Linked DNA regions of Homo sapiens: regions 1 and 2 are each linked to region 3. Evidence: chromatin loops called from intact Hi-C (ENCODE). Cell type or tissue: PC-9. All regions are shown on one strand.

Region 1 (8,000 bases), 61 kb before region 3:
CTATCCTCCTGCCTCAGCCTCCCAAAGTGCTGAGGTTATAGGTGTGAGCCACTGTCCCTGGCCTATACGGTCATTTTTTAAAAGATATTTTAAAATTAAAAGCAAACAACACTGTCCACCCATCTACCTGTCCAGGATAAGGCATATTTGGACGGTGAACGGATTTACTCTCGTTCATGCATTTGAGCGCTTCACAGAAGAGTCTTTCTTGCTCCAGGCATGACATTTTTTTTCACCAGACGTTCACTGACTTCGTGACTTTGAGGTGAGACATGGGATCTCTCAGAAGCGTCTCTGCATCTGCATTTCAGGAGATGAGCTGCTGTCCCTGGTGGACAGAGGCGGTCTCTGCCATGGTCACCATGATGCCCTACAAGTGTTTATTGAGTCCCCTGGGGGGCACCCAGAATACCACCCAAAATAGCAAGAAGACCCGGTCCCCGCCTTGCGGACGATGCACTCACATGCCACAGCAACCCATTCTCGCCTCTTCCTTGGCCGGGAACCCGGGGCTCTAGGGCTGCTCGCTGCTGCTGTGGCCTGCGCAGCCACGGGAGGCTTCCTGAAAGGCATTGCTCGGAGGGGCGGGGGCGGGGAGGCCTAGCCTGCCCCACAGACACAGCTGTGAGGCCTGGGTCATACACATACCAGCAAGCAGCTGCCGAGACAAATGGTGGTGGGAAGTCCTGGGAACACACACAGCCTTTGCATTGACAGCACAAGTAGGATCAGAGCCCAGGTGAGCCCCTGAGGATACCGAGGCCTTCCCTCCCTGAGGCCCGCAAGTCTCCATGCGTCTCCCGGGAGCCTGGCCCCGCTGCAGAAATCCCTTCTCTTCCTCCACACCCTGTCCTTTCCCCAAAGGCTCGTGTTATCAGTTCCAGCTACCCATCGACTTTCCCACCGAGCCGCTGCCCTCAAAACGGAGGGGGCACCGCAGCCTCCTTGAGCCTGGCATCCCAGGCCTTGCCAAAGGGGACGGTGGCTTCCTGGATAATTGGAAATCTCTGAGAAGAAGAGGAAACACCTGAGTGACACTCAGCTGTCCTCTGGGGTCCCCTGGTGTGCATGCACGTCCTCCTGAATACCTGTACTTCCAAGAGGTGGTCTCCTGTTTTCATAACCCAACACTCTGAGATAGGATCTTCCAACTTTTTAGCCCCGGCTGTGGAAAGATAGTGAGTATGAAGTCTTTGTGCATTTGGAAGTGACATCGCTGTGTGGATTATGAATACAGAGAGCTGCCATCTTCCTGATCACAATAGACCACGATTGCAAAGCCTCCTCTCCCAGAGACCCCTTCTGCGCCTGCCCTCCCCACCCACCACCCAGCTGTTGAAGCTCAGCGTGTGCAAGTCAGACCCTGCACAGGCCGGGGGTGTCTCACCTGGCCTAAACGTAAAGGCTTGTGCCGGAGACAGTGATTGAAAACATTTGAAAAGCCAGCTCTCCCTGGCAGAGAAAGACACTTCCCCCCCAAAGTGGAATTTAGATGTCTTTCCCTAGTCCATCAAGAAGTCATTTTTGTAACAGTCCCTAAGCGAGTGTTCTCAATTAGAAGAGTTTAGTGGCTTTTGGTGTTGTTAAAATAATAAGAATCCTTCTAGCATCCAAAGCTTTCTAATTTTTTTCAGGGAGATTTGGACATTAATGAATGGAAACTTCCACAGTGGCGGTCACTCCTGAAGGCAGCGGCTTCTGTTCTCCCGCTGCTGTAACTCTGTGTGTTCCGTCTATCGCGTCACAGTGCCGCTGGATCTAGATGGAGCCACTGTTGTTGTTTTTAAAAGAGAAATAAATTCCTTAATGGAAGTAGCATGGCATCGGCATCTCTCTCCTGCTGCTGAGCTCTTGTTCTGTTTCTTCTGCATACGACAGCTGTCCCCAAGATGCCTGTGGCCTTTGGGCTAACCCTTTCCTAAGGTTGACAGTGGAACCCACCCAAACCCGGCCCCCACACTGACCACCCCCTGAACTGCCCACAGATGGCCCAGCTCCAGTGGGCGGGGCCCAAGAAAACCTGAATTCTTACCAGGCCGCCGGCTTCTGATCTCAAACCCAGCAGATGGTTCTAGAAGTGCTCTGGCCACTTGGCACCAAGGAGGAGCTGGGTGACAAGGGCTCGAGCCAGTGCCAGCACCATGACACCAAACGGCGCATTTGCAGGTCCCACCTGCCCGGTCTTATACAGAAGAGGCGGGCTCTGCAGAGGGAGCCTTTCTGGCTGTCCAGGCTTCGCCATGCCAGGCACATGCTGGAACGTGGGGTAGCCAGTGAGGCACAGCGGCCCTTGCACCTCAGAACTGGGATTCCCGATCTGGGACCCAAGACCTCTTCTGTCTCCCTCGACCTGCTTGCCTTAGCTGTTAGAATGAGCAGGGCTTACTCTGAGATGTTTGTTTTAAAAATAAAGGTAAAAATAAATTTTAAAAATAAATAAATAAATAGAATGAGCAGGGCTGGGACTCAGCCAACACCCTATTGATGATATATGACCTTAAACAGGCCACTCTGAGCCTCGGTGTCTTCATCTGTAAATGAGATCACACCTCAGTGATGTGGCTGCTGGAGGATTCAGTGGGAACTCATGGGCCACCCAGCACAGAGGCCTTGGCTTTGAGCAGGGGCCTGGCCTTGACCTCACACCCATTCACACCCAGCCCTGCCTGGAGCCACACTCCAGCCAGGCCTGGAGCCTGGGGAAGAATCTGCTTACTGGGGGACCCTGTGGAATTGGACAGAGAGAAAGAGGGGCCGGCTGGCAATGAGGGTGGGATGAGGAAGGGGCTCTCCCAGGATGGAAGAATGGGGGTACTCATGGCCGAGGATTTGCCGACCAGGCGGGTAGCCCTCAAGGGCAGAAGATGCAGGGGTGGGGCAGGAAATGCTCTGATCTCAGAACAGGGATGGGGAGGACCTCCCCGCAGGGCCCAGCTCTGTCTCTGGGGCTTTCACCACTCCAGAAACTCCACTGTCCGAGCCAGCCTCCAGGCAGACAGAAGCTGCCGTCTCTCCTGGGACAGGTAGGGTATCAGTGGGAGAAACTCCAGCCCCACAGCTCCGGCCCCCCTCACCATTTACACTGCCCTGCCCAGCAGCTTTGGCCCCTTCCCAGGCAGATGGGCTGGGCTGGGCAGGAGGAGTACCCACCTCTTACCTCCTCCACACCTTTCAGGCCTGTGCCCGTCCTGTCCACACCAGACAACCGTGGATTTGGTGAGGGGACCAAAAGAGCCTCCATCTAACTCATTTTCAGGAAAGGCTCAAAGCCAGCATCCCTGGGCCCCAGAGAGCTCCAGGCCACAACCCCTGTGGGAGGCAGTCCTTAAAGCTGTTAGGATCCACCTGCCATATCCAGAGACCGTGAAGAGGAGGGAGAGCTGGGGCCCTGGGAACAGACCCTTGAGCCACAGCATGGCAGGGCTCCTGGTACCACTTTGCCCAGCAGTTTGCCAAGCCAAACATTGCCCAGGCCTGGGCCAGTTGTCATGGGGCCTTGGCTTGGCTATCTTGGGGGAGAGAGCAGGAAAAGCCCATTCAGCAGGCCATGGGGTGAGATCTAGAGTTTGCACTCTAGGGGCATCAACTACTGGCAGGTAAACCACAAGGCGCAGAAGGCTTGGGTCAGCACCTCTCATGCTTCAGGAGTTCTGACTCATTTGGAATCTTGATAAACTAGAATCTGATTCAGTGGGTGTGGGGTAGGGCACAGCCCGTGCTTCTGAGTGCTCCTGGGCGAAGCCACTGGTCCTCAGACAACACTTTGAGCAGAGAGGCCTTAGAAAGCCCCAAACCTGGCTGGGCACCATTTCTCACACCTAATCCCAGCACTTTGGGAGACTTAGGTGGGTGGATCACCTGAGGTCAGGAGTTTGGGACAAGCCTGGCCAACATAGTGGAATCCCAACTCTACTAAAACTATAAAAATTAGCTGGGTGTGGTGACATGCACCTGTAATCCCAGCTACTTGGGAAGCTGAGGCAGGAGAATCCCTTGAACCCTGGAGGTGGAGATTGCAGTGAGCTGAGATTGTGCCACTGCATTCCAGCCTGGGTGACAGAGTGAGACTCTGTCCCAAAAAAAAAAAAAGAAAGAAAGAAAGCCCCAAACCGGAATGGCAGGCTGGGTCTATAGTCAAACCAGGTCCTGTATTCTATGGTACAGAAGTTTTATTAATACTCACCAACATTTGCCCTGCCCTTGAGGGGAACTGATACCAGTAGTTTTCAAAGTCTGACACCCTCACCACTACAGGCTGCAGCAGCAGCCCTGTGAACTTCTGAGAGATCCAGGTTCCTGCTCCCCGTGCCAAGCCTATTGAGTTAGGAGTCTGGGTGGGACCTATGAACAGGACCCCCAGGTGACTGGGGTGCACACTCCAGTTTGAGGCCCACTGGTTTACAAAGCGCTTTCATCTCATTGAGGACGCTTAGGGCAAAGCAGCCACTGATCTTCCTGCCGATGGCTTTTCAGAGTCACAGAGGGCTGAAGAGAGTGAGGCTCTTACCTGCAAATGGAAGCAGGTGGGTACAATTGGCTACCACTGTTCTTAAACAAAAGGAAAGAGGATACGACATAGAATCCTACTGTCATATTTTTAATGAAAAGATAAACCAAAAAAAGGAAAAAAGTTACCTACAGGGAGAGGGAAGCCACCAGGGGAGGAGAGTGAGAGACAGATATAAAAGCCAGTCTGCTCAGAAATGTGCCTTGTCTTGTAGATTTGACTTTGCAAGCACACGTCAAATAAAACACAAATCCAGACTCAGTGGGGAGAGAACTATTTGAAAGATTTTTGCAAGGGAGGAAAGGGGCTACTGCAACAGGGGCTGGGATGGAGAGCACTGCAAAACGCAGAAGGCTTGACCATGCCATCTGCAAGGGTCTTGAGGGTTAGGCGAAAAGATGATCTCTTTTGTAGAAAGAACAAGGCTAGAAAGAGCCAGGTGTGGAAAGTGGGATGAAAGGGTGATGTGATTAGATAAATAGATCAGAAAATGTCACCCTGAGGCAGCCTCTGCTCTGGAGGGGCTGCCTGCAGGCTCAGGCTGAGTTGGTCAAAGTTCAGAGTCCAGGAAGAAGGAGTGAAACTTACCCAAGTCTGGCTAGCAAGCATTTTGTTTCCATGGATCAGTGGGAACAGGCCGTTCAGCTAATCATTTATGAGGCAAAGAATGGGAATTTGGAGGGTCTGTGTCTGGCCTTTCATAGATAAATAAGGGGGACATCCCTCGGCCTTATGGAAGTCTGATGTGGTTGTCTGTGTCCCCACCCAAATCTCGAATTGTAATTCCCATAATTCCCACATGTTGTGGGAGGGACCCAGTGGGAGGTAATTGAATCATGGGGGCGGGTCTTCCCCATGCTGTTCTAGTGATAGTGAATAAGTCTCATGAGATCTGTTGGTTTTATAAAGGGGAGTTCTGCTGCACACACTCTCTCTTGCCTGCCACCATGTAAGATGTGCCTTTGCTCCTCCTTGCCTTCCACCATGGTTGTGAGGCCTCCCCAGCTATGTGGAACTGTGAGTCTATTGAACCTCTTTCCTTTACAAATTACCCAGTCTCAGGTATGTCTTTATTAGCAATGTGAGAACAGACTAATACAAAGTCATATGGGGAAAGGTGGTTTTTTGCAGCATGTTGTTTTCCTGGAAAACAAAAATGTGAGGAGAATCTCTCGTTTTGGCTTTTTGTTGTTGTTTTGTTTTGTTTTATGAGACAGGGTCTTACTCTGTCACCCAGGCTGGAGTGCAGTGGTGCAATCATAGCTCACTGCAGCCTCTGACTCCTGGGCTCAAGCAATCTTTCCACTTCAGCCTCCAGAGTAGCTGGGATTACAGGTATGTGCAACCACACCCGGCTAACTTTTTTAAATTTTTTGCAGAACTGGGATCTCATTATGTTACCCAGCCTGGTCTTGAACTCCTGGCCTCCAGGGATCCTCCTGCCTCGGTCTCCCAAAGTGCTGAGATTACAGATTGAGCCACTGCACCTGGCAGGGGGAATTCCTTTAATCTTCACTGTTTTCCAGGAGCACCGGGCTCAAGTAAAATTCACTATTGTCATATGTAATATATGTTTTTGATAATTGTAAAACAAAACTAAAAATTTTTTATAGCAGCCCCTATAAACCAGAAGACAAATGGAAGAAACAAATCTGTTCATATGCAGGTGGTGGCATAATCACACAGAGACCATCCCCAAGTGACTTTAAGGCACAGAAATGTGACTGTAGGTTCCCAAAGAGGGGCATGCCCTAAAGACAAAAAGAGTTGCCAAAAAAATCTTAAGCCATTTTCACTAAACATATTGTCAGTAATAACGTGGATGTTATTATTCCTCAACTAATGTATATTATAGGGCAAAACATCTAATTCTGTTAATGTAATTAAGAGCAAAGATTTTTCAATGTAAGAAAAAATAAAAAAATAAAATAATATCAAAGAAGAAAAGCCTTTTAATCCAACCCAAAATAAGCTTTCTCTTTATAAAATAGGCATCCATGAGAACTTTGGCTCCTTGAGACAACACCATTGACTCCCCGTGAGTGTTCAGGACTTTTTCCTGGCCACGGGAGATGGAGGAGTACTGGACTTTGATGACGGGGAGGTTCCTTCCAGTTCCAACATTCTGCCAGACTTATGCAGCTCGTTCTATCTTTGCCTCCCACTTTACCTCCCTTTTATTTTCTCTTTGATATAAGGATTGCCATTTCAGCCGGGCATGGTGGCTCACACCTGTAATCCCAGCACTTTGGGAGACCGAGGCAGGCGGATCATGAGGTCAGGAGTTCGAGACCAGCTTCACCAACATGGTGAAACCCCGTCTCTACTAAAAATACAAAAATTAGCAGGGTGTGACGGTGTACACCTGTCGCGCCTGTAATCCCAGTTACTCAGGAGGCTGAGGCAGGAGAATCTCTTGAACCCGGGAGGCAGAGGTTGCAGTGAGCCGAGATGGCACTGCTGCACTCCAGCCTGGGCGACAGAACAAGACTCCGTCACAAAAAAAATAAAATAAAATAATTGCCATTTCTAAAAATAATAATAATAAATGAAGGGATGAATGAAGGGTGAAAAATATCGGGGGTACCATTTACATTGTACTGTAGTACTCCTTGGAGTTATGCTATTCAGATGTTCTAGGATGGATGGATGGTTGAATGGACGGGTAGAAGCAAGGAATGAAGGAGGGAAGGAATGTAGGAGACGAAGGAATGTAGGAGGCGAAGGAAAGAAGGAAGGGAAGGGAACGGAAGGAGGAAGGAAGGGAGGGAGGGAAGGAAGGAAAAGGAAAGGAAGATCCATGAGTATGAATGAATAGATGGTTAGATGGAAGGAAGCAAGGATGGGTAGGTGGTAGATGGGTGGATGGGTAAAAAGGTGGGTAGGTGGGTAGATGGATTGGATGAGTGGATAGAAGGAAGGAAAGGTGGGGGGTGGATGGATGGATAGATGAATGGATGGATGGATGGTTAAATGGATGGAAGGAAGGGTGGGTGGGTGGTGGATGGATGGATGGGTGGGTGGATGGATGGATGGATATATAAAAAGATGAGTAGGTAGGTAGATGGATGGATGTGTGGATGGATAGAGGAATAGATGGATGAATGGATGGCTCAATGGACAGATGGATAGAAGAAAGGAAAAGTGGATGACAGTTGGATGGGTGGCCATGGTCCTATGAACAAGTTACGCTCTATATACAGACCCAGTGGAGGATACACTTCTGCAAAGGAGCACCTGTGCAAAGCAGACCTTCCCCAGAGAATGTCCAAACCTTTGCCTGGTATCTTGTATTTATGCAGGTGGCACTTGGCCCAGCAGAATCAGGTATGGAGGGTGGTTATTTAACCAAGGTCTACAGCTCTTGATATGGCAGCCCCTGACCTTCAAGCACTTCTGTGTGGCAGTGCCCAATGCAATGATGTGGGACAGAGCGCACATTCTGAACTCTATATAGAAGGGTTGGGTCAATGCTGGTCACCATAGTGACGCC
Region 2 (8,000 bases), 72 kb before region 3:
AGGTCTAGCCCTCTGGCCTCATTCATAGCCTCATCCCGTCTCACCTGGGTGTCTGCTCCCAAAGACTCTTCCTCTCCTAGTAACCTTCCTGCCTCGTGGTTCTGATGAAGACACTCTCCTACCTCAACCATCCCTGGCTCCTTCTACCTCCAGATGAAAATCCCGCCACCTGACCTGGCCTTCAGGATCCTCTATCATCTCTCCCTGACCAGCCCCCTCCCCTTGACCCATCTCTGCACCCTCCTCCCGCTTTCTAAGTCAAACGTGTTTTGGGTGTTCCCCAGACTCACCCTGCACGTCCTGCCACTCTGCTTTGCTGGTGCAGTTCCCTCTACCTGTATACCCCTCCCCCTACCCACACCTTGAAAGCCTATTTGTCCTGCAAGACTCAACTTAAATACCTCTTCCCCGTGCAGCTCCCTGACCTCCAGCTGGCAGCCAGTCATGCCCCCTGCCCCCGGGGTGCCCGATCTGTATCACCTTGATGCGTCCTCTGAGCATGATTAGCCCCCCATGAGTCTGAGCACTCCTAGAGGCCAAGTGCCTCGGTGGTGCCTTCTCTGTCAGGAAGGGGCTTGCACCCAGGAGGTACAACTCTGCAAATTAGCTGAGTATGTGCACGAGACAGAGCTATTGATGCAGTCCTTGCCTTTTGTTGCTTACCCTACACAGAAGAGGTGACAGTGACTCGACACCCATTAATGAGTGCCCACCATAACCCAGGAACGAGGTCTGTAATCCTGAGAGAAACAAGATTCCTGCTCTCCTGTCCCATCAGGCATCTAGCCAGGCTGTGAGTGTGTGAGCACAGATGCACGCCAAGACTCAGAGGCAGCCCTGAAGCAAGACCTTTGCAGGGTGGGGCAGCGTGTCTTGGGTTCCTAGGCATGGTGCAGACACTGTGGAGGCAGGAGGTCCGGACAGGAGGAGAGGCCCAGGGGACGTGGCTTCATGGGGCTCTCTGTTTCAGCTGCTCACGAAAGATGCGAAGCAGAGGCTGGGCTGCCAGGAGGAGGGGGCTGCAGAGGTCAAGAGACACCCCTTCTTCAGGAACATGAACTTCAAGCGCTTAGAAGCCGGGATGTTGGACCCTCCCTTCGTTCCAGACGTGAGTAGCCTCCCCCAGCCCCCAGCAGCTCCCTTCACAGGGTACCCAGGGCTGCCCCCGAGTGCTGCCTCACAGTGAGCTGGTGCAGAGTGTGGGGCACATCGTGTCTTTGTGGGGACCAGGGTCCCCTCCCGGCCACTCCTCACCTAAGCTGCAGATGAACTTCACGCCAGGCAGTGCAGAAGAGGCGTGGGCCAGGGAGCCCACATTGGCTGTCCAGAGACTTGGGCACTTTCCCAGGTCTGGGGGTCCTGGACAGATTCCTTCTAAGCGTCAGTTTCCTCCCTGTCCAGTGAAACCAGTAACACTCATGCCTCCCACCTGCCTGGGAGATTTGAGGGTGAAATGAGAACTGAATGGGGAATGCTTTCAAGAGCATTGACGGCCACTACATTCAGTTCATCTTGACCAGCATGCATGCATCGAGCACTACTGTTGACGCCAGGTTCTGGGCCAGGCAGAAACATAAGAGGCCCCTCCCCCAGCAGCTCACATTGCAGGGAGTTGCATCTTCCCAGGAGGTCCCCAGGTCCCCCAGTCGGTGTGTGAGGCAAGATTCCAGCTGAGGTAGAATTGTCCTTGAAAGTCCCCTACATGGTCTATAAATCATGAGCTCTCAGCTGGATCAGAGGCCCAAGAGATGCAGACCAGGCAGAGGCTGGGTGATCTGTGCGGGATACGTGCTGTGATTCCGGGGCCTGCTCTGTTTAAAGTCAGGGAGTCAGAAGCCAGGAAGGCCTGCTGTGCTTCGGCTCCTGCCACGCTCCCGCGGATGACCCCTTGCTGGCAGGGGGACTGGGCCGGGGACTATGGAGGCCGTGGGAGCAGCAGTGTGCTGCAGGCGAATGACTGCATCTCCAGAGAGCTCATGTGCACCTCTCTTCCCAATTCCGTGTCCAATGGCTTTGCGTCGGTAGCTTACAGTAGATCTGGTGGTAGCATCTGCACAGCAGCAATTTGCAAATGCTACAAATCAGGGCCTCTGCGTCCCCCTCTCCCAGAACCAGTGGTTATCACTTACCAGTACCGCCCTGAGTGGAGGCAGGTGGGGACCGTCCTTGGAACTCTGGCACCCCCTATACATGGGGATTCCCTGGTCCTCTGGGACAGAAGGTGGCTTGGGAAGCTGCTAGGTGCGGATCAGTGTCCATGGCAACCACACCACAGACCCCGTCTGGCCAGGGATGGCATCAGTGTGATGGGTAATCAGGGAATGCTTTTTGGAGAAACACGGGGGCCACTGAGAATATAAAGAGTAGGCCGGGCACGGTGGCTCATGCCTATAATCCCAGCACTTGGGAAGGCTGAGGCAGTCGGGTTAGGAGTTCGAGACCAGCCTGACCAACGTGGTGAAACCCCATCTCTACTAAAATACAAAATTAACCAGGCTTGGGGGCACACACCTATAATCCCAGCTACCTGGGAGGCTGAGGCAGGAGAATCACTTGAACCCAGGAGGCAGAGGTTGCAGTGAGCTGAGATTGTACCACTGCACTCCAGCCTGGGCGACGGAGCGAGACTGCATCTCAAAAAATAAAAAGTGAAAGTCACTGAATGCTGCAAACTCAATCTGCAGATGAGCTTGAGCAGGCAGGGGGAGGATGGTAATCACAGCATTGCTCTCGACCCTGGCTGCCTGGCGAACCGCCTGGGGAGCATGAACAACACTCGCCTTGGATGCAGTCCCCAGGGAGTCTGGGGTAAGACTCGGGCTTCAGGAGTTTTGAAACCTCCCCAGCTGATTCTAGCGTAGAGCCAGGGTTGAGAGTCACTATTATGGGAAGTGCCACATGCAAGGAGTGTGTTGTTTGTTGTTTGTTTTTAGTGCCAAGGGCTTTGGGAGTGGCCACTCCTTGGTGTTCCAGGAAACCACATAGTGTTGAGTGCATGAACATCACGGTTGTGCCATTGGGCTGATGTCCGAAATTGGAGAGGATGTGGGCATCCAGACTGGGGGTGTGGCAAAGGTTTGGAACCCGGGTGGCCATCCTTGTGGCCTCTGGGCTACCTATTGCTATGGTGACGGGCTGAGATTAGTCATCGCATTGGAGCTATTCCTCTACCTTCCAGCACACTCCAGGTCCCGTGCCAGGCCCCAAGGGAGATCCCATGGCACACAAAACAGTTGGTTGTTTCCAGTCTGAAGAGGAGCAGGGGTGTCAGCAAAACCCCTTAAATAGAAGTAGAAATACGAGTCACAAGAGAAGAGAACAGGCAGCCTCCGGGAAGATGGGAGAGTAGCGGGGCCTCCGTGCGTGCACCCAGGCATGGCTGGAGAAAAGCGCTCCAGGCCCTGGAAGCAGCATGTGGAAGGAGGCGGCTCTGAGGGTCAGAGCGACCAACTGTCCTGCTTTGCCTGGGACTGTCCTGCTTTTAGCACTGAAAGTCCTGTGTCCTGGGGAGACAGGGACAGTTGGTCACCCTGGGAGTGACCCTGGCCACTTCGAATCAGGGCATTAGGAGGATGAGGTAGCAGAGCCCCGCAAAGCGCACAGCCTGACAAGGTGCACAGAGCAGCCCACCGGTGCCCTCCTGCCTCAGCCGTGTACCCTGTGGCCCAGGGCCTCTGTTCCTGGCATCCGAGGCCTCAGGTCAGCAAAGGTTGCAGGCCCTGGAGTGCGAAGCCGCTGTGAGCTGGGGACTTTGCCTTTTCCCCACTGGCCCTCCCCAGGCTGCACGCCAACCCCCAGTCATCCCTGCCAGCCCCCCACAGTCATCCCGCCCCCCACAGTCTTCCCTGCCAGCCCCCCACAGTCTTCCCTGCCAGCCCCCCCAGTCGTCCCTGCCAGCCCCCCACAGTCATCCCTGCCAGCCCCCCACCATCGTCCCTGCCAGCCCCCCACCGTCGTCCCTGCCAGCCCCCCACAGTCATCCATGCCAGCCCCCCACAGTCATCCCATCCCCACACCACTGTCGGGGCTGCTGCCACATTCCTAAACCACGAGCACTGTGAGTGACATCATCTTTTTCACTTCCATTGACTCTTTTTTTAAAATAAAAATCAATGTATTTTAAAAGGAAACCTTTCCAAGGAAATAATAGCCATGAAAGAGGGGTTTGGGTGTGCCAGGTAACTTTCTGTTCCATTACAGATTTTTAAAATACGCTCATTTCTTAACATTCCTCTGCAAGCCACCCAGGGCCAGCTTCGTGAGCTTGACCTGGCACCCCCTAGGGCACCCTGGGTCCCCACACCTGGCTCAGTGCCCTCTGTTGCCATCTTAAAATTCTAAATGTGGAACATGGACCCTGCGTTTTCATTCTGCGCTGAGCATGTGAATGATGTGGTCTTGCTTCCAGCTAAAAGTCCGCTGAGTTCCACGGTGGCGTGCACCCCGGGCTTTGGGAACTAGAGAAGGGTCGCAGCTCTGCAACTGGACACCCCTGCCCGCACCCCTGCTTCCGTCCACGTGCACTTGGGCCCATGGTTTGCTTTGCTGGGGACAGCATGGCCTTGAGCCTTGAGCTGGAGACCAGAGCAGACTGGAGGGGAGAGTCCCAGAAAGTGCCGAGCCCTGAGACCATTGCTAGAACCTTCCTGGCATGGCGGAGCCCATGCTGAGCCGGTGCACTGATTCACAACCTTCGTATTAGCCAAATGTCAGGAGACTATAAGCAGGAGGTAGCCTCTACCCTCCAGTGACAGATGTGTCACCAGGTCTGGGGATCCCTTCACACCCCACCTGGGGCTGTCTCTATAAAGGCCTCATCTCCAGAGGCTCTGGGAAGCCTCCCCACACCAACCTTGAACTCTTAGAGGGCAGGGTCCACCCAGGTTCATCTCTGCCCTGGCATAGAGCAGGCCCCCAGTGCACAGCTGAGGGACGAGTAAGGCAAAAGATATGCCTACCATAATAATACCAGCTCCCAGTTACGGGCGCCAGGCTCGGTGGCCAGCACTGACAGCAGCCCCATCGCCCAGGTGCCTCGTTGTCCCCATTTTGCCGGTAAGGAAACAGGACATAGGCCTCAGGGGATATGAGACTTCCCCAAAGTTCCTAAGCCCCACAGCTGGGACTCTAGCCCACGTCTGTCCAGTATGGGTAAGGGAGTGATGGCAGGAATGAGCCCTGGGCTGGGCACCCAGGTGCCCCGAGCTCCTGTGTCACCCCAGCCAGGGTCCCCGTCATGGATCTGAGAGAGGGCTGCACTGTCATCTGGAGGGGTCGCACAAAAAAACCACAGGCCATCATCTGAGGTGGACAGGAAGCCCAGCCAAGCCACTGGGGCCGACCCCTCCCCTGGACTCACCTGCATCTGAGCCACACACCCTCCAGCCACTACCCATAGCAGTTCTGGGGGTGTGTCCTGGGAAGACTCCCTTCTGCTCCCCAAAACCCCAAGGCCTGGCTCGGGGCCACTGGAGCCGCAGGCGGGACATATGTGTGACCGGCCCTCTGCCCCTGGCAGCCCCGCGCTGTGTACTGTAAGGACGTGCTGGACATCGAGCAGTTCTCCACTGTGAAGGGCGTCAATCTGGACCACACAGACGACGACTTCTACTCCAAGTTCTCCACGGGCTCTGTGTCCATCCCATGGCAAAACGAGGTGAGCAGGGCAGACCACTTGCTTTGGTCTGGGTGGGAGGGAGGGACTGACGGGTGGAAGGAGGCGTCGGGAATATGAGTTTGGCGGCAGGAGGCTGAGCGCATGGTTTCTGTTTTCTCCATGAAGGCAGCACACAAAAGCTGTCAGTGGCCAAGTAGGGAGCTGTAGCCACCACGGGCCAGTCATTGACGGGGAGCCTCGCCCAGCCCCTGAGACCTGGAGGGCGTGTGGCTCAGGGGCAGGTGAGGCCAGGGGAGGGAGCCCCAGTGGCTTTGCTGCTGGGCTTCCTGACTGCCCCAGTTGACGGCCTGTGTTTTGTTTTCACGGCCCCTCCAGATGATAGAAACAGAATGCTTTAAGGAGCTGAACGTGTTTGGACCTAATGGTACCCTCCCGCCAGATCTGAACAGAAACCACCCTCCGGAACCGCCCAAGAAAGGGCTGCTCCAGAGACTCTTCAAGCGGCAGGTGAGACACCCATGCCTGGCCAGTCCTGGCATCAGCTCCGAGACCCCTGGCTCACTTCCATGGGAAACGAGAAGACCCACAGTAGAGACCCTTGGAAGGCTTGGAAGTCTGGGGCAGTAGCAGCTTGGAAGGGCAACTGATTATGTCCAAGGCCCCTGATACCCACGGCAGCTGATGGGATCCCCGGGGAGAAGGGCAGGGCCAGCCCAAATTCACCCTCCCTCTGGGTTTCTCCGCCTTGACACTGTTGGCGCCTGGGGCCGGTTAATTCCTTGTCACAGTGCCGTCCTGTGCATCGCAAGATGTGGGGCAGCAAGTTTGGCCTCCACCCACCAGATGCAGCAACACGCCATCCCCCAGTCGTGAGAGCCCATAAAGGAGCCAGACATTGCTGAATGTCCTCAGGGGCACAGTCACCCCTGATTGAGAGCCACTGCCCTCTCTGGCCCTTACGAAGCCTCAGTCATATAAAGACTGAACATCATAAGCCCAGGGAGAACTGGGGGTAGAAGCTGACCCCACAGAACCTTCCGGCTCCTGGGATGGCCCCCATCCAATGCTGTGCCCTCTAGCTGGCAGCCAGAGGAGACAGGGCCCTTGGGAAATGACACTTAGAGCCTGGCCCTGGGTAAGGGTTGGTGTGGGCCAATGGAGGAAATGCGGGGGAAGGGCCCCCACCTCACCCCACACCATGAAGGTGGCCACCATACACCCCGTCTTGGCCTGGCCCCTGAGGAAGCTGTGGCCCAGTGTGCCCGCCCTGGAGCCTGGGAGGCTCCCTCACCTAGTTCTGCTCCTTCCTCCTCTCCACAAAGAGCCAGCTCCAGGATGGACACACTCAGCCAGTGATAATATAAAAATACAACGCTTCAATGCTTCCATCAAGTAAAACGGAAGTTCCAGAAAGAATGACCTCTCCCTCCCCTGATGGCCAGGCATGCTAAGAACACCCTGGGTCCTAGAAAAAGAAATTACCATGGAGTCTCACAGACCCGGGTTCAAACCCAGCCCTGAGACTTCTTGGTTATGTGGCAACTTACGGAACCTCTCCCACCTCAGTTTGCCTGCCTGAAACATCAGGATAGAAATGCCCATTGCCTAGAGCCACGGGTGGCGGCCCACATATGGGCACCAGCACCTGTGAAGCAAACGCTTCTTGCCTCCCTCCTCCTCCCCTCTGCAACATGAAGGGCCCAGCACTCACGGGATGCAGAGGGAAGGCCTGAGCAATGGGAACGACCGCCCATCTCTCCCAGGCCGGCCCTCGCTAGAGCCCTTTGCATATGAGGCCCCATTGTATCCTCCCAGCCACCCTGTGCGGAAGCTGCTCTTCTCCCGTGTTACAGGAGAGGAAACTGGGAGATGGAATTGCATGCCCAAGGCCACTCTGCGAGGGAGGGGAAGACTGAGAATTCCAGCCCAGGCAGCGTAACCCCATGCCTGCAGGCTTAACCAAGGTGGATATTATAGGAGGGGCCGCCTCCACCCTGATTGGAGGTTCTGTTAATTCCATAGCTCTTCCCAGGTACCTGTGCCTCCAGGGGTGGCCCTTGTACCTGGCTCTGAGGGGAGACTGCAAAAGGCAATAAAAAGCAAGGGTTGGAGCAGGCAGAGGCAGCCCCGACCCATCCCCAGGGCTCCCAGGACTGACTTCTGTTCTCTCCACCCCGTCTCCCCCAACCCCAACCCCAGCATCAGAACAATTCCAAGAGTTCGCCCAGCTCCAAGACCAGTTTTAACCACCACATAAACTCAAACCATGTCAGCTCGAACTCCACCGGAAGCAGCTAGTTTCGGCTCTGGCCTCCAAGTCCACAGTGGAACCAGCCCAGACCCTTCTCCTTAGAAGTGGAAGTAGTGGAGCCCCTGCTCTGGT
Region 3 (8,000 bases):
TTTGTATTTTTAGTAGAGACGGGGTTTCACCATGTTGGCCAGGCTGCTCTCGAACTCCCAGCCTCAAGTGATCCACCTGCCTCAGCCTCCCAAAGTGCTAGGATTACAGGCGTGAGCCACCGTGCCTAGTCTCCAATTCCTTTTTGAAATCTCTTAAAAGAAAAGCATGCACCCCTGCCTCCATTGTCCCTCCCATTCATTCCTCACGCTACACACAGGCTTCCGCCCAGCCAGCGCTGCTCCACCAGCCGGCTGACGCTGCCCAGGCAGCGAGGCCTCTCAGACCTTCCTCTGGAGTGAGCTGGCCCCAGCCCTGCTCAGCATTGCGACTTTCTTCTCTTCCCGCTTCCCTCACCTTGTAAGAGCCCTGTCCTCTCAGGATCCCCAACACCTCCCTGTGTCTGTCCCCCAGCTCCTGTCTCCCTGTGTCTGTCCCCCAGCTCCTGTCTCCCTGTCTGTCCCCAGCTCCTGTCTCCCTGTATCTGTCCCCCAGCTCCTGTCTCCCTGTATCTGTCCCCCAGCTCCTGTCTCCCTGTGTCTGTCTCCCAGCTTCTGTCTCCCTGTCTGTCCCCCAGCTCCTGTCTCCCTGTATCTGTCCCCCAGCTCCTGTCTCCCTGTCTCCCAGCTCCTGTCTCCCTGTCTGTCCCCCAGCTCCTGTCTCCCTGTCTGTCCCCCAGCTCCTGTCTCCCTGTGTCTGTCTCCCAGCTTCTGTCTCCCTATCTGTCCCCCAGCTCCTGTCTCCCTGTATCTGTCTCCCAGCTCCTGTCTCCCTGTCTGTCTCCCAGCTCCTGTCTCCCTGTCTGCCCCCCAGCTCCTGTCTCCCTGTGTCTGTCCCCCAGCTCCTGTCTCCCTGTCTGTCCCCCAGCTCCTGTCTCCCTGTGTCTGTCTCCCAGCTTCTGTCTCCCTGTCTGTCCCCCAGCTCCTGTCTCCCTGTCCCCTCCGTGAATTCTGGGGTTTCCCAGACTTCTGTCCTTGGTGACAACTCTAACTCCATGTCCCCCCCAGATTTCAGACCAACCCTCCCCCAAGCTACTGACCCATGTAGCCAGTTGGTTTCTAGCAATGTGGGCATGGACATCCCACTGACACCTTGAATTAACACAAAGGAACAGAGTGGTCCCCTTCTGGCTGGCAGGCCCTGTAGCCCCTACTCTGGGAAGCTGGAAACTTCGATCCCCTGTAGCCACTCCCCACCCCCATCCCGTCTGCTGGCCTCCGGCTCCTCTCCACCCCGTCTTCTTCCAGAGATGGAATGTGGGAGACAATTCCTAGGACAATGAAAGGATCAAGACACTAACTTTACTAACATCAATTTCAGAAAGAGAATGAGGCAAAGAAAATATCCAATAAATGATATGAGAATATTTTCAAGAACTGGCTCAGGAAATGAGAAGCAGTCGGAGACACAGCAGATGACTCTGCAGAGACCCAGAAGAATGAAGCCAAGCCCCTGAACAGGTGGGGAGGGGGTGCCAACGAGAAGCGCGTCCGGAGACGGCAGGAGCTCGAGGGCATCAGGTAGCCCAGACGGAATTGATGAGGGCGGCAGAAAGAAGCCATCAGACCCCCAGGTCCTCCACCCCAGGTCCTGCTCCAAACTTGAGCAGTCAGGTGGCTCCCCCGCCACCTTCAACAGAAGAGTTGAGTTTTCTTATCTAAAGAAACAGACCCAGGGAGGCTCCGGAACAGAGAGGCACAGAGGACGGCAAGAATGAGACGCCGAACCGAATAAAGGGATTCAGGGAAATTCCAAATATAGACCCCCCGCGCCAGCAAAATTCTCCTGACACAGTTAATTAGAAATATGTTTAGTTCAGGAACATATCAGGCTTATGGCCCCCCAGGAAGAGACTAGAGGGCCCTTGTCTGGAAAAATAAAAAAGCAGAAAAAACTCAATAGGAGGATCTGAAGATGTAGTCAAAATCTCCAAAAGCAAAAAAAAAAAAAAAATTAAAAAATAGGAAGAATAAAACATGAAATTAAGGGCTCAATGCAGGGCGTGAAAGGTCATCATTGGAAAAGAGACCAGAGACAATGGAAGGAAAAAAAGTTACTAAAATGATGATAACAATAACAACATAAGACCATTTCCCAGAACTACAAATTTCCAGATTATATGGCTCCACAAAGAATTCACACAATGAATGAACTCCGCCTCTGCCTCCAAAGCCCCTGACTGAACAGTTTTAGAATACTAGTGATGAAAAGATCCTGACCAGGTGGAGTGGCTCACACCTGTAATCCCAGCACTTTGGGAGGCTGAGGCGAGAGGATTTCTTTTGGGACCAGCCTAAGCAACATGGTGAGACTGCTTAAACCCAGGAGGTCCAGGCTGCAAAGAGCCGTGACCTCACTATATTCCAGCCTGGGTGACAGAGTGAGACCCTGTCTCAAAAAGAAAAGAAAAGAAAATTGCTGGGCGTGGTGGTTCACACCTGTAATCCCAACACTTAGGGAGGCCAGGGCAGGTGGATCACCTGAGGTCAGGAGTTTGAGATCAGCCTGACCAACATGGCGAAACCCCATCTCTACTAAAAATACAAAATTAGCTGGGTGTGTTGGAGGGTGCCTGTAATCCCAGCTACTTGGGAGGCTGAGGTAGGAGAATCGCTTGAACCTGGAAGACAGAGGTTGCAGTGAGCCGAGATCATGCCATTGCACTCCAGCCTGGGCAACAAGAGCGAAACCCCATTAAAAAAAAAAAGAAAGAAAGGAAGGAAGGAAGGAAAGAAAGAAAGGAAGGAAGGAAAGAAAGGAAGGAAGGAAGGAAGGAAGGAAGGAAAGGAGGAAAGGGGAAAAATAGAAAAGAAAATAGATCCTATACTATCCCAGAGAGGGAAAAAAAGAAAAAAAAAAAAAAACAGAACAGTTTACATATAAATTACTGATTCTCAACAAAAGTAGAAGACTAAGGAATAATGTCTTCAAACTTCTGAGTGTGTTTCACCCCAGAATTCTATGCTCTGTCAGATTATCAGTGAAGTAGGAGAGTAGGGAAAAAAATAACATTTCCACTCAACAAGGTCTTTACATACCTACCTGCCAGACCCCCCTTCTCAGGAAGCTATTGCCAGCTGTGTTTTGGGCTCTTCTCTCATGAGTCATTCTGGAGGGAAGAAGTCATTCTCGTGTGCTGTTCCCAAAATGAGGGAATGACTCAGGAGAGAAGAGGACTTGGATCCAGGAAATGGAATGCCTTCATCCTACAAAGAGGAAGGAAGTTCACCATGTGTCAGGCATGGGTCTAGACCCTCGGAGACAGTGGGGAAGAAGAGGCCCCCCACTCCCAGATTCCAGAAGACAAACCACACAGAAGACGGACAAGTAAATGACATGGATATGTGAAGTTGTTGAATGCTGGATAATCCACGTCAAGGAATGAACCAACACAGGTCCTATTAAAACAACAGAGGCGAGAGTGGGATTTGTATCGACTCCTCAACAGCCTTAGTTGATGGAGAGAGAAAAATCCTCCCATGGTCTCCCTGCTGGAACAGATGTGATAAGTTTGACTGTGAAATCCAGTTAGGTTACGTGCACAACAGAGGATTAAAAAGAACTGGCCGGGCGCGGTGGCTCACGTCTGTAGTCCCAGCACTTTGAAAGGCCGAGGCGGGTGGATCATCTGAGGTCAGGAGTTTGAGACCAACCTCGCCAACATGGTGAAACCCATCTCTACTAAAAATACAAAAATTAGCTGGGCATGGTGGCACATGCCTGTAATCCCAGCTACTCAGTAGGCTGAGGCAGAAGAATCACTTGAACCCGGGAGGCGGAGATTGCAGTGAGCAGAGATCGTGCCACTGCACTCTAGCCTGGGCGAGAAGAGCGAAACTCCGTCTCAAAAAAAAAAAAAAAAACAAAGACATTCAGTTAGGCGACTTCTCCCAGTGCCTATGTTCCTCCACACTTTTTGTAGTAATTTAGAGCTTACTCCCTGGTTTTACTTCCTAGGCAGCGGGACTCACTAGGGAATGCCTGGAGTCAGAAATGTGGCTCTGAATTCTTTTTTTTTTTGTTGAGACAGGGTGTCACTTTGTCATCCAGGCTGGAGTGCAGTGGCGCAATCATACCTCACTGCAGCCTTGACCTCCCTGGGCAACTACAGGCGCACTCCATCATGTCTAGCTAATTTTTTTTTTTTTTTTGGTATTTTTTGTAGAGACAAGGTCTCACCATGTTGCTCAGACTGGTCTTGAACTCCTGGGCTCAAGTGATCCACCCACCTTGACCTCCCAAAGTGTTATAATTGCAGGCGTGAGCCACTGTGCCCAGCCTCGGGCGAGCTGCCGCTTAACCACTCAAGTCATATCCCTGCATCTTCGAATGGGAACAGTGACTCACACTGGGGCCCAAACACTCCAGGCCAAACACCCCAGGTGTCACCAATGCCTCCACCCAATCTGCATTCTCAGGCAGTGACAGGAGGGTGGCATTCATTGCTCTAAAGCAATTGCCGGGTGCATTCCAGGCTTAAGGACACAGACTTTCAAGAAGTCCTATGCTGGGCCGAGTACAGTGGCTCACACCTGTAATCCCAGCACTTTGGAAGGCCAAGACAGGCGGATCACTTGAGGTCAGAAGTTCTAGACCAGCCTGGCAAACATGGTGAAACCCTGTCTCTATTCAAAATACAAAAATTAGCCAAGCATGGTAGCACACACTTGTAATCCCAGCTACTCGGGAGGCTGAGGCAGGAGGATCACCTGAACCCAGGAGGCGGAGGCTGCAGTGAGCCAAGACCTCACCACTGCACTCCAGCCTGGGCAACAGAGTCAGACCTTGTCTCAAAAAAGGAAAAGAAGTCCTATGCTGGATGTCAGGGGTACAGGCATGGAAAGGGGCTGCCCATTCGGAAGCTCTCTCTGTAGGATGTGGACAGGGCAGGGCAACCCAACACCAGACCTGCCTGACCTGAAAGGCTGGAAGAGGCACATTGAAAGTTTGACCCCCTCCTTCCAACCACTCCATTAAAGTCCTACAGGGGCTTTCCCAGCCCTGCTCACCTTGGCACCCAGATTCCCAGGTGTGGCTGCCCTGCCAGCCTGAAGCACAGCACAGTGGCCTCCCCCTCAAACATGCCATTCAGCCCTTCTGGTCTTCCCTCAGCTCTTGTCGCCAGCCCTGCCTGCCCACACACTGTCCCTGCTCCCGGGAACCCCCTCCCAATCTCAATGCCAAGTCTCAGCTAAAAAGCCACTTCCCCTGGATCCCTCCCCGTTGCCCACGCCTTGCTCCCACGACACATGTGCTTCCCATCTCTACACTCATTGCACTTGCACAGGCTTGCTCCCCTTGAGGTGCCCGTTCCCTGGAGCCGCTCACCTGTCCTGTCCCTGGGCTGCCTTCCTGTTCAGTGCTGGGCACCAAGCAGGCACTTCACAAAGATTTGGGGAATTCAACTGAACGGAGGCACAGAGCAGCATGGTGGTGCAGACAACAACGGGTGACTTCAGGGAGCTAGTTCAAGTCCTAGCTCTGCCACGGTGCGGGGACCTCACTTCCTTGTCTACACTGCAGGGGCGGACCGGCCCACCCACAGGCCCCTCCTACCTCTAACACTCAAAAGAATAAGGCAGGGGAATGGACATCTGTTGGCTTGCTTGACTCTGAGCTAGGATTTTATGGTGAGGCTGGTCGCAGCGGTGGCACAGTCTAGCATTTATCGATGGTGGTCCCCAGGCCCTGTCCTCGGTGCTGGAGACAAAGGACAACAATGAGGCTCTTGTTCTGAAGGCCCTCAGCCTGAATCCTAGCATCCCAAAGCATCCCCCACCACCTGCTTCTCACTTTCCCCTGGGGCCCCTCTCTGCCCAGGAGGCTCCGGCCAACGTCATCCAGAGGAGAGAAAAAGCCAGAAAGCAAAATCCAAGGGTCCCGCCCAGTAACAGCTTTCGAGGTGGGCCTGGGAAGTTCAAGCCAAAGAGAATCCATCTTAGAATACTCCCTTGCCACCTCCAGAGAGGAAGGTGGTGGAGAAAAGGCCGCGCTGCGCCATCCAGGAGGATGGGTGTCTGCGCCCGGAAAGGCCTTTGAATAAACCCATGATATACATTTTCCAAGCAGTTGTCTGCAAACGCTTCACGGCTTCTGGCCCATAGATTCCAGCTTTTGGAGACGAGGCCTCAAAAACTGGCAACGCGCAAGCCGCATCTGCCCATGGGTATGTTTTGTTTGGTAGGCAAGGTTTTAAATTTTTTTTTAATTAGTTCCAACATTTAAAAATCATCTGGTTTCACGTAAGGATCCAAATGTCCAGCTTCTTTAGAAAAACAGGCGGTACTAGGTGGAATATAAGACATGCCTTGGGAAGAAAGTCCACCAGGGTCGCAGGGCAAGCAAAGATCTAGGAGATCACCATCAGTAAGCTGGCGGAGACGGAACCTGAAGCAGGGGAAGCCCAGACAGCCACAGGCCCTGAACCACCAGCTGCAGCCTGTGCAGGCAGACAGAACGTCCTTAGCTGGCCCCAGTCCCCAACACTCCCTCCAGCCTCACACCAGGAGCCTCCTTCATTCACATGACTTACTGGCTCCTGCAGGCATTTAGCCAGCAGCCTCTTAGAAAGATACAGGGCCAGGCCTCATAAACCCACCCAGGGCACAGGCCTCCTTCCCCATAATCTCATCTACCCTCCCTCATACCCAACCAGCTGACACTGGGAATGAAGGCAAAGAGGACACATCTACCCAGGAGAACAATCAGAGGCTTTCTCTGCAGGATGCTCGCCAACTATGGGACGCTCAGTACGATACACTGAATAATTGACAATCCCTCTGATGCACCTTGTGCTTTTATCATTACACATCTGCGTATCGTTTTACCACGTCCAAAATGCTAACATGTCAAAATGTGGGGAAAACATCCTCATAACTTATTCATGAAGAAAAAAATTCTATGCAATGAGGAACTCTAAGTGACATAAATTGTTATTTTTATTTTAAATATTGGTCCATTTGAACAGCTCCATTTAAAAATGGATTAACTCACCCTTTTAAAAATGATTAATATTTGATCAACACAAGATACCTAATCTGAAGCTTAAATCTTCCCCCAAAACTAATATGAATCAGGTTTCTTTAGGCAACTTCAGAATCTATTGGAAAGGCAGTTGTAACTTTATAAGGGAAAAAAATTATCAGAGTGGAGGAAATACCTGCGTCTTATCTTGCATTTTCTTAAAATCTTCACATGCTAGCCAAAACAAAACATTTTCTTCACTGAATTCCTTTTTTAAAAATTCCTGTGGATACAAAGAAAAAGAGTCACACAGTATTCTACTTTAAAAAAAAAATAAAACAAATGGCATTTCCCTTCAAAGACTGATTTGGCAAAATTCAACAGAGGAGCATGGTTCAGTTACTCTTCGAAAACCCCACTCTGAAAAACAAATGAGTATGTTTAATGTTAAAGCTATAATTTCATATGCATTTGACCTTAATGGTTTTGACATTGTAAAGAAGAGTACAAATGAAGCAGGAATGTACTCATATTTCTAAGCTGACAATAAATTACCAAAAAGTAAATTAAAGTGGAAGATATATTGGTTCCTTCCAGACAGTGTTTAAACAAAGTACATTCCTCTAAAATCAGGCTGTTTTTTAAACAAAAGAAAAGAAAGCACATTAAGTATGTCTAAAGACACCATGATACAAACTATTTTAAGTTGGAGGTATGTGTGTTTTCTTATGGCCGATCTTGGGCAGTCCATGGCACAGCCAGCTACTCTGCTGTGCAGAGACCTCCTGAGTTGCAAACACTGCTCACAGTGGCCTGGCGACCAGGAACTAGAAGCCTAGTACCACCTGCCACTCCCTCCCTGGGAGCTCCAACAGGCACCAACTGCATGAGGACTCATCCTATTCCTGACCCAAGACTTAAAGACAGAAGTAACCAGGACTCATTCTTGAAATTCACATATGGTCCTCCATCTGGCACCGGGGGCTTCTGCTGGTCAGAAAAGCTATTTCTAGATGGGATCAACAGTTCCCCATCCATC

What was found. Peaks named below come from ENCODE experiments on the same cell type or tissue, not always from the same donor. Only the 100,000 strongest peaks of a DNase experiment are listed, where the experiment ranks them.
Region 1: it touches region 3 in a loop (3-fold over the local background); 3 of 110 quality-filtered maps call a loop at or near these places.
Region 2: a loop joins it to region 3, with 5 times the contacts of the local background. A loop is called at or near these places in 2 of 110 quality-filtered maps.

The regions. Positions count from the first base shown.
Region 1 is chr10:119,457,931-119,465,930 of GRCh38, forward strand. It overlaps GRK5 (G protein-coupled receptor kinase 5), which reads left to right. Exons shown (of 16, transcript NM_005308.3): 16 at 1-1,815. Among named protein-coding and RNA genes, the nearest start is that of RGS10, 81 kb to the right of the region's middle. RefSeq lists enhancers at 4,282-4,531, 7,854-8,000. In PC-9, no CTCF peak of the experiment used is centred here; DNase peaks (open chromatin) are centred at 3,671 and 4,151; H3K4me3 peaks cover 290 bases; H3K27ac peaks cover 2,505 bases.
Region 2 is chr10:119,447,153-119,455,152 of GRCh38, forward strand. GRK5 (G protein-coupled receptor kinase 5) reads left to right here. Exons shown (of 16, transcript NM_005308.3): 13 at 971-1,108; 14 at 5,519-5,656; 15 at 5,993-6,124; 16 at 7,817-8,000. The coding sequence ends at 7,915. Among named protein-coding and RNA genes, the nearest start is that of MIR4681, 73 kb to the left of the region's middle. RefSeq lists enhancers at 3,405-3,904, 7,359-7,880 and a silencer at 5,220-5,396. In PC-9, no CTCF peak of the experiment used is centred here; DNase peaks (open chromatin) are centred at 3,019 and 4,049; H3K27ac peaks cover 1,716 bases.
Region 3 is chr10:119,518,875-119,526,874 of GRCh38, forward strand. It overlaps RGS10 (regulator of G protein signaling 10), which reads right to left. Exons shown (of 5, transcript NM_001005339.2): 3 at 7,158-7,244. Among named protein-coding and RNA genes, the nearest start is that of RGS10, 20 kb to the right of the region's middle. In PC-9, no CTCF peak of the experiment used is centred here; DNase peaks (open chromatin) are centred at 3,127, 4,377 and 4,937; H3K27ac peaks cover 2,995 bases.